Linked DNA regions of Homo sapiens: region 2 is linked to region 1. The links are chromatin loops, found by intact Hi-C in ENCODE. Cell type or tissue: MCF 10A. All regions are shown on one strand. Each heading gives the region's core, and the rest is flanking DNA. Links, peaks and the distances in the headings are about the cores only.

Region 1 (5,390 bases), core at 207-5,206:
GACGGGGTGTGTGTGTGTGTGTGTGTGTGACACTAGAGAGTTTGGGACAGGACTATGTCCTCTGTGCAGAAACAGCTGAAAACCTGGAGTTGAGAATTTCTACTGAAGGTCCCAGAAACACCCTGAGAAGAACAGGAAAATGGGAAGAGACAATCATAGTGACTGGCAAGTGAAGGATAAATAGCCAGGAGACATTTTTTTAGGTTTTCATAATTTACTTTACAAAATCATTGATAATGCATCAATGATAGATCCAAAAATATTTATTTAATCTCCTCTAGAGACAGTGATAGACTGTGACAATATAATGCTCAGAGAGACTTGGATTTAATTATAATCCAATTCTAATTGTGATTGTGACCACAGAGAGCCTGGAAGCAGTCTGTACTGGACCACATATACTGATTTATAATTCAGCTTTATGCTGGTTTCCACAGTTCTCACCACAGCTGCCACTGTGTCCCTCAATACTGAAGGGCATGTCCTGGCCAGGTTTTTCTGGCATTGAACAGGTACTGGCTACTTCTGGGTTCCCCTCACTTGCCTGCCACCTCCTGGTCTCCCTGAGTCACTGACAACTATGACCTGTAGATGCCACTCTGTGGAGCCCAAGATCAAAAGACACTGTGAAGACTACAAAAGGGAAAAGGCCAGCACTTTGGGAGGGTGAGGAGGGTGGATCAGGAGGTCAGGAGATCGAGACCATCCTGGCCAGCATGGTGAAACCCCGTCTCCACTAAAAATACAAAATTAGATGGGCTACTCAGGAGGCTGAGGCAGAAGAATCACTTGAACCTGGGAGGCAGAGGTTGCAGTGAGCCAAGATCATGCCACTGCACTCCAGCCTGGCAACAGAGCAAGACTTTGTATAAAAAAAAAAAAAAAAGAGAGAGAGAGTGAGAGAAAGAAGTTCATGTCGCCTGGACTAGCTCCATCCAGCAGTGCAAGGGAAAGATGCCGTGTTGACCAAATGTGCTGCTGATTTTCTGAATGTTGAGTGAGGATGGATCCACAATGGAGTCACAGTGGATTCTTCCTAACACCCAAACCCACAGAGAAAATGACTTCATAATCAGTGACTTCAGCAAACGCAGACCCTGGGAAGTCATGGTTTCTCATACACCATCATTTCTTTGTAGCAACTTCACATCTGGTTCTATCAAGAGGAATCCTTGTGGGTTAGGTGCCTTTGGAAAGATGTTTGTGTACTTCAGAGGATGGGAAATCTATTTTAAAGTACACTTCAAAGCCCTGACTTTATAAGGTTCTTAAGTATTGCCGGTTCCCAAACATTGCCAGTTGATACATAGAAATCTAGATATTAGATTCAGCTTTATCCTCTGGATATAACATGACAATTGTTAAAACTTTTCTCGCTTCCAACAATGATGCATAAAATGATGACATACCAAAGCAAAGCCTTGAGCAATCTTGAGAGAATCCCAGGGGCATATTTTACTCTGTTGAACATGTAGTCTGACATTGAGGGACCAATGTTGAGTGCCGTTCAAGAAAGTTTGGTGGGGATCCATCCGTTTCCTTAGTGAGCAATGTTTCCTCAGTTGAATGTGATCAGTTTTCCTATGTAGAAACTAGAGAACATTACCTAATCCCTGGTTTCCATAACAACCATTGAGCACCACCAGCACTGGGGGTGACACTGACAGGTCCTCACAGGACAAGTACTGTTGCCCCAAGTAAGGGCCTGCAGTGGAAGGGATGCAGAGCTTTAGCAGCAGGAACCTGAAACCTGAAACCTCACCACCAGGCACAGCATATAATCTGCCACTTCATGAGAAGTTTAACTTAATCATTGATCCACAATTGTGACACACTTTTAACCAAAGCCTAAAGGGAAATGAAGGCCTCATTACAGGTTCAACACAGTTTACAAACATCAGCCACAAAGACCCAGACTTATCTTAGGGATTGCTTTTGGCCTGGCGGGATTGAAGATGGGGATGCATTGGAGCTCTGCAGAGAACAATATGACCCTCTGTCACCCTGAAGGAAACAGAAGTTCCATACCAGGCATCATAGAATCTGATTTTGCCCACACATACTGCAGGCTCCTGAAGGAGAAAGTTCTCACCGGTACAAACCCTAAAAGTTAGTTTTCAGGAACAAATAGCTCTGTTTACTACAGTGAAATTTTTGAATCAAAAAGCAAATTTATAATGTCTAATAACAACATAAGTGGGTAGTAGGATCTTTGGAAGTTTTGGAATACTGTAGCACAGCGATGTTTCTGTTTTTTTAAAACAAAGTTATTTAATTTGTATAATGTTTCACAAATACTTAAAATAATACAAAATTACATTTTGAGCTTTGCATTGTCTTGTTAACATATGGTGATGCAGATAGAACGCAATTTATACTTTTAGATACAAATAATTGATTTTGAATTCAAGGAACTTGTTTGAATCAAGTACTTCTTTGGCATTTAATGAGTTTCTTGCAAACAGGTATCAACTTTTAAATTTGAGATACATAATTTTGCCTTACAACCATCCAATTAATTGCTTTTTAAACATTAGATTGTGATAGTTGTATTAGTTTCCTGTGGTTGCTGCAACAAATTGCCATAAACTTGATGGTTTAAAACAACAGAAATCTATCTTCTCACAACCTTGGAGGCCAGGAGCCCCAAATCAAGATCTCAGTAGGGCTATGCCCCTTCCAGAGGATCTAGGGGAGAATCAGTTCCTTGCATCTGTCATATTCTGGTGGCTGCAGGCATTCCTTGGCTTGTGGCTGCATCACTCCAATCTCTGCCTCTGTCTTCACATCACCTTCTCCTCTGTGTGTCTGTGAACCTCAAATTCCCTATGGGTACTGGGCTTAATACTTGGGTGATGAAATAATTTGTACAACAAACCCCTGTGACACAGGTTCACCTATGTAACAAACCTTCAACGTGTACCCTCAAACCTAAAATAAAAGTTTTTAAAAATTCCCTCTCCTTGTCTTTTATAAAAATACATGTCATTGCATTTAGGGCTCACCCAGATACTCCAGGCTAGCTCATCCTCTCAACATTCTTAAATTAATCATATCTTTTGCCATACAAAGTAATATTCACTCTTTTGTCATATAAAGTAATAGTTACATGTTCCAAGGATTTGACATGGATATCCTTGGAAGGGTTGTCTTCCAGACTACCAAAGTAGTACATTAGTTTCCTATGGCTGTTATAACAAATTACCACAAATTTGGTGACTTAATATAAAACATATGTATTCACTTACCGCTCTTGAAATCAGCAAATTAAAATAATTTTGAGTGGACTTCAGTTCACTCAAAATTACTTTCAGTGGACTAAAATCAAGATGTCAGATGGGCTGGTTCCTTCTGTAGGCTCTAGGGGAGAACCCATTCCCCAATCCTGTCCAGCTTCTAAGGCTGTTTATGTTACTTGGCTTGTAAGCCCTTCCTCCACCTTCAAAATGAATCACTTCAGTCTCTCCTGGCATCATCACATTCCCTTCTCCTCTGACTCTGACACTTCCTGCCTCCTCTGATAAGGACCACTGTGATTATATTGGGCCCACCCAGCAAATCCAAGATAATCTCTCTCAAGATTCTTAATCACATTTACAAAGTCCTTTTTCCCAAATAAGGCAACACTCACAGTTTCTGGGGATTAGGATGAGATTAGGGACGATTAACGAGATTACTCAGGTAGTAATTTGTGAGTAAAATTATTATAGAGAGGCAAATTATTTATATCTTATAGTTTGCAGAGCAATGTTGTTTACTGTGACTTTGGCATGTATTTTTAGCAATTAAAATGCTTTAAGGATTTATACCACATATTGATGGCTTTTGATTCTTTTGTATTCAAGACTATGCACATTTGGGGCTGTGTTTTCTAGAAACATACACAGTAACAGTATCTGAGCAGAACTTAGAAATACTGTATTACTATGAGAAAGTACATTTCGTTAATCTAACACACATTATGATTTATATTTGGCTCACAAGTTGATATGCCTTCTCAGATTTTTTCAGCTGTTTCCTTCTTTCTCTTTCTAAGTCGGTGCTCTACCTGGACTGGGTCAACTTGCCTCTTCAGGACTAGAAGAAACACCATGTTGCAAGGCATGGTATAGAAATACAACTGACTGCTACATATTGATTTTGTATCCTGCAACTTTGCTGAATTTGTTTATTAGTGCTCTCTCTCTCTCTTCCTCTGTGTGTGTGTGTGTGTGTGTGTGTGTGTGTGTGTGTGTAATCCTTAGGGTTTTCTGCATATATGATCATGCTGTCTTCTAACAAAGATAATTCTACTTCTTCCTTTCCATTTTGGGTGTTTTACTTTATTTTTCTTGCCTAGTTACTCTGGCTAGAACTTCCAATACTAAGTTGAACAGATGTGGTGAATAGGTATATTTGTCTTGTTTCTGATGGTAGAGAAAAAGCCTTCCTCATTCTTTCTCCTTGAATATGATGTTAGTGATGGGCTGCTCATATATCGCCTTTATTGTGTTGAGGTAGTTTCCTTCTATTCCTAGGTTGTTGAATGTTTTTATCAGAAAGGGTGTTGAATTCTGTTAAATGCTTTTCTGTGTCAATCGAGATGATTATGTGGACCATGAAAGTTTTGAAGTAGGAGAGAGACAGATGACATTTTCCTTTACAAAGACCTCTCTGGTTGCAGGCAGTCTTTGGAGGAGAACAAGACTGAAGGCAAAGAAATGTGTTGGGAAATTTTGGCAGAAATCCCAGGGACAGGCAATGATGATCTGAGCTGGGGAAGTGGCCACACACTACGATTCGCACCCCAGACAAGAGCAGAAGCCTGAGATGGAGTAGCTCCATAGGCCTAGGTGGGAGAGAAGGCTGAACCAGAGACCAGAAGCGTGCTGAGCTGAGTACTAAGCCCGCTGCTGCAGGTCAGTTAGAGGTCCAGAGGGAAAGGAGCTGTGGGTCTCCCGGCTTGGGGCACTGTCACGCAAACTAGGTTTGCGGGGATTAAGCTCTAAGTATTCGTGCACTTGGAAGGAGCGACAGCAGATGGGGAGCGCTGAGCGAGGACAGGGATGTGCAGTCTGCAGAGAGAACAGGAGCCGCCCTCGGTCGGCTAGAGGGCTGCAGTGCAGTGCCAAAGGAGGGACTCTGGAAGAGCAAAGCTGAGATCTGCAGTGAAAGTGACAGCAGAAGAACTTGAGGAAAAATACATTTCTCTGCTTTTTCGACTGTATTTGGTCTCTCTTTTCTAGCACTGGAGCCCATCTTCCTCTTTTCTTCCTTCTGGCCCTTTCTTCAATTGGACCATGTTTTCCTCCTATTGAAACACCCTCCTATTGTGACACTGCAAACCTCCAATAAATCGCCAACACTGTCCCTTGAGTCTCCAGAGTGTCTCACTCTTTCCAGACACGCTG
Region 2 (5,390 bases), core at 288-5,287, 78 kb before region 1:
AACATAGTACTGGAAGTCCTAGCAAGTGATAATTTCTTAAAGGTTAGATACAACCTGAAACCCTATCATTGACTATTTGTATTCTGTTATGTTAAAATAGATTGGTCTATCTTGCCCATTGAATGGATTTGTACTAATAATGAAAACAAACAAACAAAAACAAACCCTACACTATGTATGCCCAGTAGTTACCATATTTAACAGTGCATATCTAGAGTGCTCATAGTTTTCAATCTCCCCCAAAATATATGGTGGGACTCTCAGATTGAATATATATTAAATTATCTTCATCGAGAAGTCACGGATTTGTCCACATGGGCCTTAGACACGTCCTTAAAACACAGCAAGCCCACGAAAGTCTAATTAATATGTATATGTATAAGTGGAGGGTACAGACATTAACCGAAACATGATTTATCACCTCAACATTTTAAGTGTTCAAAAATGCCCATTGCCAGGGCTAATCATTGTCTATATTGCACTGGAATTCTGTTGTTATTGTTTGCTTTAACCAGGTGAATACAAGGAGAAGATAAGTATCCATTTTTCTCAAGACAAACTATTGGATATGACATATGTCAAGTATCCTGAAGGCTCTGTAGACATATTTTTTAAATTATAAAACAAGAGACTTAAACCTTAGAATTCTTTACCTGCTGCCCCTCCTCCCCTTGTATTCCAACAATTTTGTTTTCTTCACCCTTGGACTCCTCTTTCCTCATTGTCACAACCTAGCTGGAACAATACATGAAGTGTCTACAATTGGGCAGTGAAGAAGGATTCTCTAAGCATGACCTAAAAATAAACACCATAAAGAAGTATGAGGGTAGTTTTAAGTACTTATAAATTAAAAAACTTCTCTTTGGTAACCACAAACATAGATATATACAGACAGTTTCTCATAATCAACCTCAAAGACACATAAAAAATTTATAGACAAAATAATAATGCGTCCGAAGCTTTCTTCCAAAGTCCACTAGGAACATATCCTAGTGGGTGAAGAAGTTGGGTTTATTACTGGTTCCTGAGTGCAAGAATAGGTGCTGTGAGCCATGTGGTGTTTTGGTAAGAGGGTGTTAGAAAGAAATTCTTAAAGGATTTGGGCTTTGGTTGGGTGATCCTGGGGAGGGTGAGGAAGTGGGCTTCACTCTAGATTGGGTACTCGTCAGGAAGCAGGGGCAATTCTGTAATTGAATGTCTCAACAAATCTTAGCTCTAGTGAGGGTGGACTAGAGCAGAATAAAGCTGTAATTGGTAGACAAGCATCAGCCCCTGGTATTAGTGGAGAGAGTGCTTAGACAAAATTATGAAGTGTTCTTGTATTTCCTCACTTTATCATCATCTCAGAGTGAACTTTCTAATGTTGGTGTTTTGTGGTGATTGTGGTCCAATAGGAGAATAACATGGCTTAACAATGAACATTGGGCCAGCTTCATATAACAAGGAGTCCCAGCCATAAGTGTCAGATCAGTTCCTAGATATCAGAGGCTTCTTGTTTTCTTTCTTAAATTCAACATTTAAAAATATCTACGTCCCATTTGGAAAAGGATTAATGAATATTAGAGCATAATTTGGCATAGAAAATGCAAGTGTCAAATATAATAGTAATAAGTAAATGTCAACAAAATTAAAATGTGGATTAGGAAATGGGATGGAAGTTTAATATATCTTAGCTTGGCAAAGATGAAAGTCAAAGATAATAATATTGAGTGGAGAATAGGGGAAATTTACTGTCATAAAAGTTGATGGGATTAAATACTGGCATACAATTTCTAAAGAGTCAGGCATGTTGGCTTAATGCCTGTAATCCCAGCACTTTGGGAAGCTGAGGTGGGCAGATTGCTTGAGTCCAGGAGTTCCAGACCAGCCAGGGCAACATGGCGAAACCCCATCTCTACAAAAAATACAAAAAAAATTAGGCATGGTGGCACCCTCCTGTAGTCCCAGGAGGATCGCCTGAGCCGGGGAGGTCAAGGCTACGGTGAGCTGTGATCACACCACTGCACTCCAGCCTGAGGAACAGAGTGAGACCCCATCTCAAAGAAAAAACACCCCAGTGTCTAAAGAGCATTTTTGGAAAATGTCTCAAGAAGATCATGTTGATGCAAAAAACTTATCTTCTAAAAATGTAGCCTAAGAAGAAAATCACACGTTTTTAAAAATATATAACAAGAATATTCCTTGAATTATCGTTTATAAAACAAAAGAATGAAAACAACCAAAATAGTATAATCAATATGATGTTAGCTATGAATTGTGGACACTTAATATGTCTCAGTCAGTAATAATGTGTATAATACATAGACAATATATAATTTAATCATCAGAGAAAACCCATCAGGAATCTACTATGTGACTCAGAGAGGTTGAGGAGGTGGTGAAGCTGGATTGAAGCCAGGAGATCTTCTCTCAGACACCTAATTGACTCATCTTTTGTTGATGCTCTGCCCATAAGGTAGGTGAGTGTGACTCTGCACCCCATGCAAGTGAACCATTTCAATGTCCGTGAACATTCTATGACAGGCAGCTGCTAGGCTTAGAGCTCGGGAGGACAAAAGGGCATGTGTGACTTCACTGCCCACACCACACTAAAGTCCATCATCCGGTGTATATTTCAAGGTGAATCAAGATATTAGCTAGACATTGAAGATAGAAGAAGAGCTAAAGTAAGATCTTGATGATATGGAGCTTGCACTGTCATGAGAGAGACGGACATTTAGCAAAAATTACCAAGATAAATGTGAAACCACTACATTTATGAATTCTGAGAGAAAATTTCATAATATCGTGAAAGAAGATAACAAGGAGACCCAACAAGTCCCCTGCTACTATTATCAATAATATATAAAGGATGTAAGAAAATAAGTGGCATTTATGAAATAGGAACTCATTTATGTAAAATTATACACAAGAACGAGCTCTGGAAATTAAAAATGTGATTACAGAATCATAGAAATGAACAATTCATTAGATAATTTGGAAGACAAAAGTCATAATAAAATGGAAAAATGTTTGCAAAAAAGAAAGAAAAAGTGTAAGAACATTATACTATCAGGCCAAGTGTGGTGGCTCAAGCCTATAATCCTAGTGCTTTGGAGGCTAAGGAAAGAGAATTGCTTGAGCCCAGGAGTTCAAGACCAGCCAGGGCAACACAAGGAGACCCCGTATCAAAAAAACAAACAAACAAACAAACAACAAAAAATGCAATGTTTCAAAAGACTACATGAAGAATAGACTCAGAGATTGTCCTATGAAGACTGCCATAGTATAGGGCAGTAGTTGCAGGGAGACATGGGATCAGAGATCAAGGGATAAATTTCGATGGGAAGATTTTGTTTTGATTTGTTTAGTCCAGTTTTGTTTGTTTTTTTGGGGGGAGATATTACAGCACGTCTGCCTGTAGAAATGATGGGCCAGTAGAGAGTGGAAATTGATGATATAGGGGAAGGAAGGATTGATCTTATGCTTGAGTGCAGGGGTGGTCTTAGGAGCGGGGATCATCCATCATCACTGGTGGGAAGGCTGAGGATACAAGTGCAGATTTGGGGATAGTAATGGGATGGTGATGCATTTCTCACCTGGGTCCTCCTTTTTTTCCTGCGTGAAAGAGAAATAAATGTATAACCTAAAAATAGGGAGTGTGGAAGGAGTGGAGGGATGTGAGGGCAGAGAACAAAGTGAGAAACAGCCCCCTGAGGAATTGTAAGAGTGAACTGACCTGGGAGATGGCATTTGGAGAGTGCAGGGCTGTGGGCCACTGAGGTCTGTGGTCATAACTTTGGGGGTGGGAGAGAGAGAGAGAGAGAGAGAGAGAGAGATAGAGAGAGAGAGAGAATGGCACACATCCAGTAATGGGGCAGCAGCAGGAAAATATATAACTGACTAGAAGGAAATGAAACCACATATCTCTGCTGTAAGGATCATGGGATAGTTTAAATTTGTAATTGATCATTTGAAATATTTGGTAATTTTTCTGCAGTGAATATATATTACATTATAATGAGAAAAAGTTATATTTACAAATTAAAAAGGGAATGTTGATGGAGAAAGTGTAGATAATTTAGAAATATCAGAGAGGATAGAACATACTGAAGGGAATAAAAATAATTGCCTCTTTCCCCAACCCAACTCGGATCCCCATACCAACTACTCACATGCTCTGTTTTTAGAGGGACTCAAAAGCCTGTTTTATCCCAAATGCTTTTTCATAGGGTGACATGGAACTTTAGGGTAAGACTTGGCCTCTAGAATTCACCATTCCCTAGAGAACATGGTGCCCTACAGAAGAAAATCATCATCACTAACGTTGTCATTAGCACCACAAATTGCAGTACCAGCAATTGTGTCAAATGTGTTACAAGCCCTATTGCTATTTAATTTAATTTTCACACAAAAGAAAGTATTTACAGACAAAGAACTGAGCTCTATGAAGCCTCAAATAGCTTTCTGTATGTCATGCTGATCAGAGCAGTCCCAGGATATCCAGGTCTGTCTGACTCGAAGACCCAGGTCCTTTAAATAAATACATACTATTTTGGCTTTACAAGGAATGGGCAGTGTTTTGCACATGTGCCATATTCCGCTTCCTGTGCTGGTGTTTTGCATTCATTATTTCATATCATCCTTATCTAGCCCACACTATGCTCCACTAGGCTGGATGGACTTACAGCATCAGTGGATTCCCATTTTGGACCATGCAGATGATGTGAATTTCAGCTGCAGATCTTTGTGAAAAGGACCGGTTTTCTTATTCATCCCTACCCAGATAAGCTGTGTGTGTGTTTGTGTGTGTAGCTTAATGTAGATCTCCAATTAAAGGCAGTAGAGAGTGGAATAATCACTGGCTGATCAAGAATATACTCACAGTCCACAGCATGATTTACCTATCTCTGTACTGTTTTGCTCCCACTAACTGTAGCAAGTGCTGGATGCTCCTCACATGGCCAACAAGGTGTTCTTCTTCCCTAAGTCTGCAGCCCTCTTTCCTTGTCTACCCCAACCCCAAAATTCCAACTTTGTTCTGCCACTGCACCAAGTGCTTGCTTAAGGGCAGCAATTACCATTTTCCTAGCTCTTCATATCTTTAGAGTAGGCATCTTAAAGACAAAATATCCTCTCATGAGCAGATGCAAAGTGACACAGCACAGCACAGCACCAATTGATTATTGTGTAGAAACTCTCATCCAGTGAGTGAGAGGAGGGATGAAAAGGGTGAAAAGGGCAACCCCATCCTGCTATGTCCCATTGTTATTAATTGGGGATATTACTCCCAGTTTATATATTAAGAAACCAATGCTCAGTAATGAGGGTAATTTGTCCATAGTAATAAAAAAATGGTAAAGGCCATGTTCAAATTCAGACCAATTTTATTTCAGGGCCCATGTTTCCTT

The links. Peaks named below come from ENCODE experiments on the same cell type or tissue, not always from the same donor. Only the 100,000 strongest peaks of a DNase experiment are listed, where the experiment ranks them.
Region 2: it touches region 1 in a loop (3-fold over the local background); 15 of 110 quality-filtered maps call a loop at or near these places.

The regions. Positions count from the first base shown.
Region 1 is chr6:30,359,972-30,365,361 of GRCh38, reverse strand. It overlaps the pseudogene UBQLN1P1. Among named protein-coding and RNA genes, the nearest start is that of RPP21, 18 kb to the right of the region's middle. In MCF 10A, for the core only: no CTCF peak of the experiment used is centred there; no DNase peak of the experiment used is centred there.
Region 2 is chr6:30,438,408-30,443,797 of GRCh38, reverse strand. No RefSeq gene overlaps it. Among named protein-coding and RNA genes, the nearest start is that of HLA-E, 48 kb to the left of the region's middle. In MCF 10A, for the core only: no CTCF peak of the experiment used is centred there; a DNase peak (open chromatin) is centred at 2,417.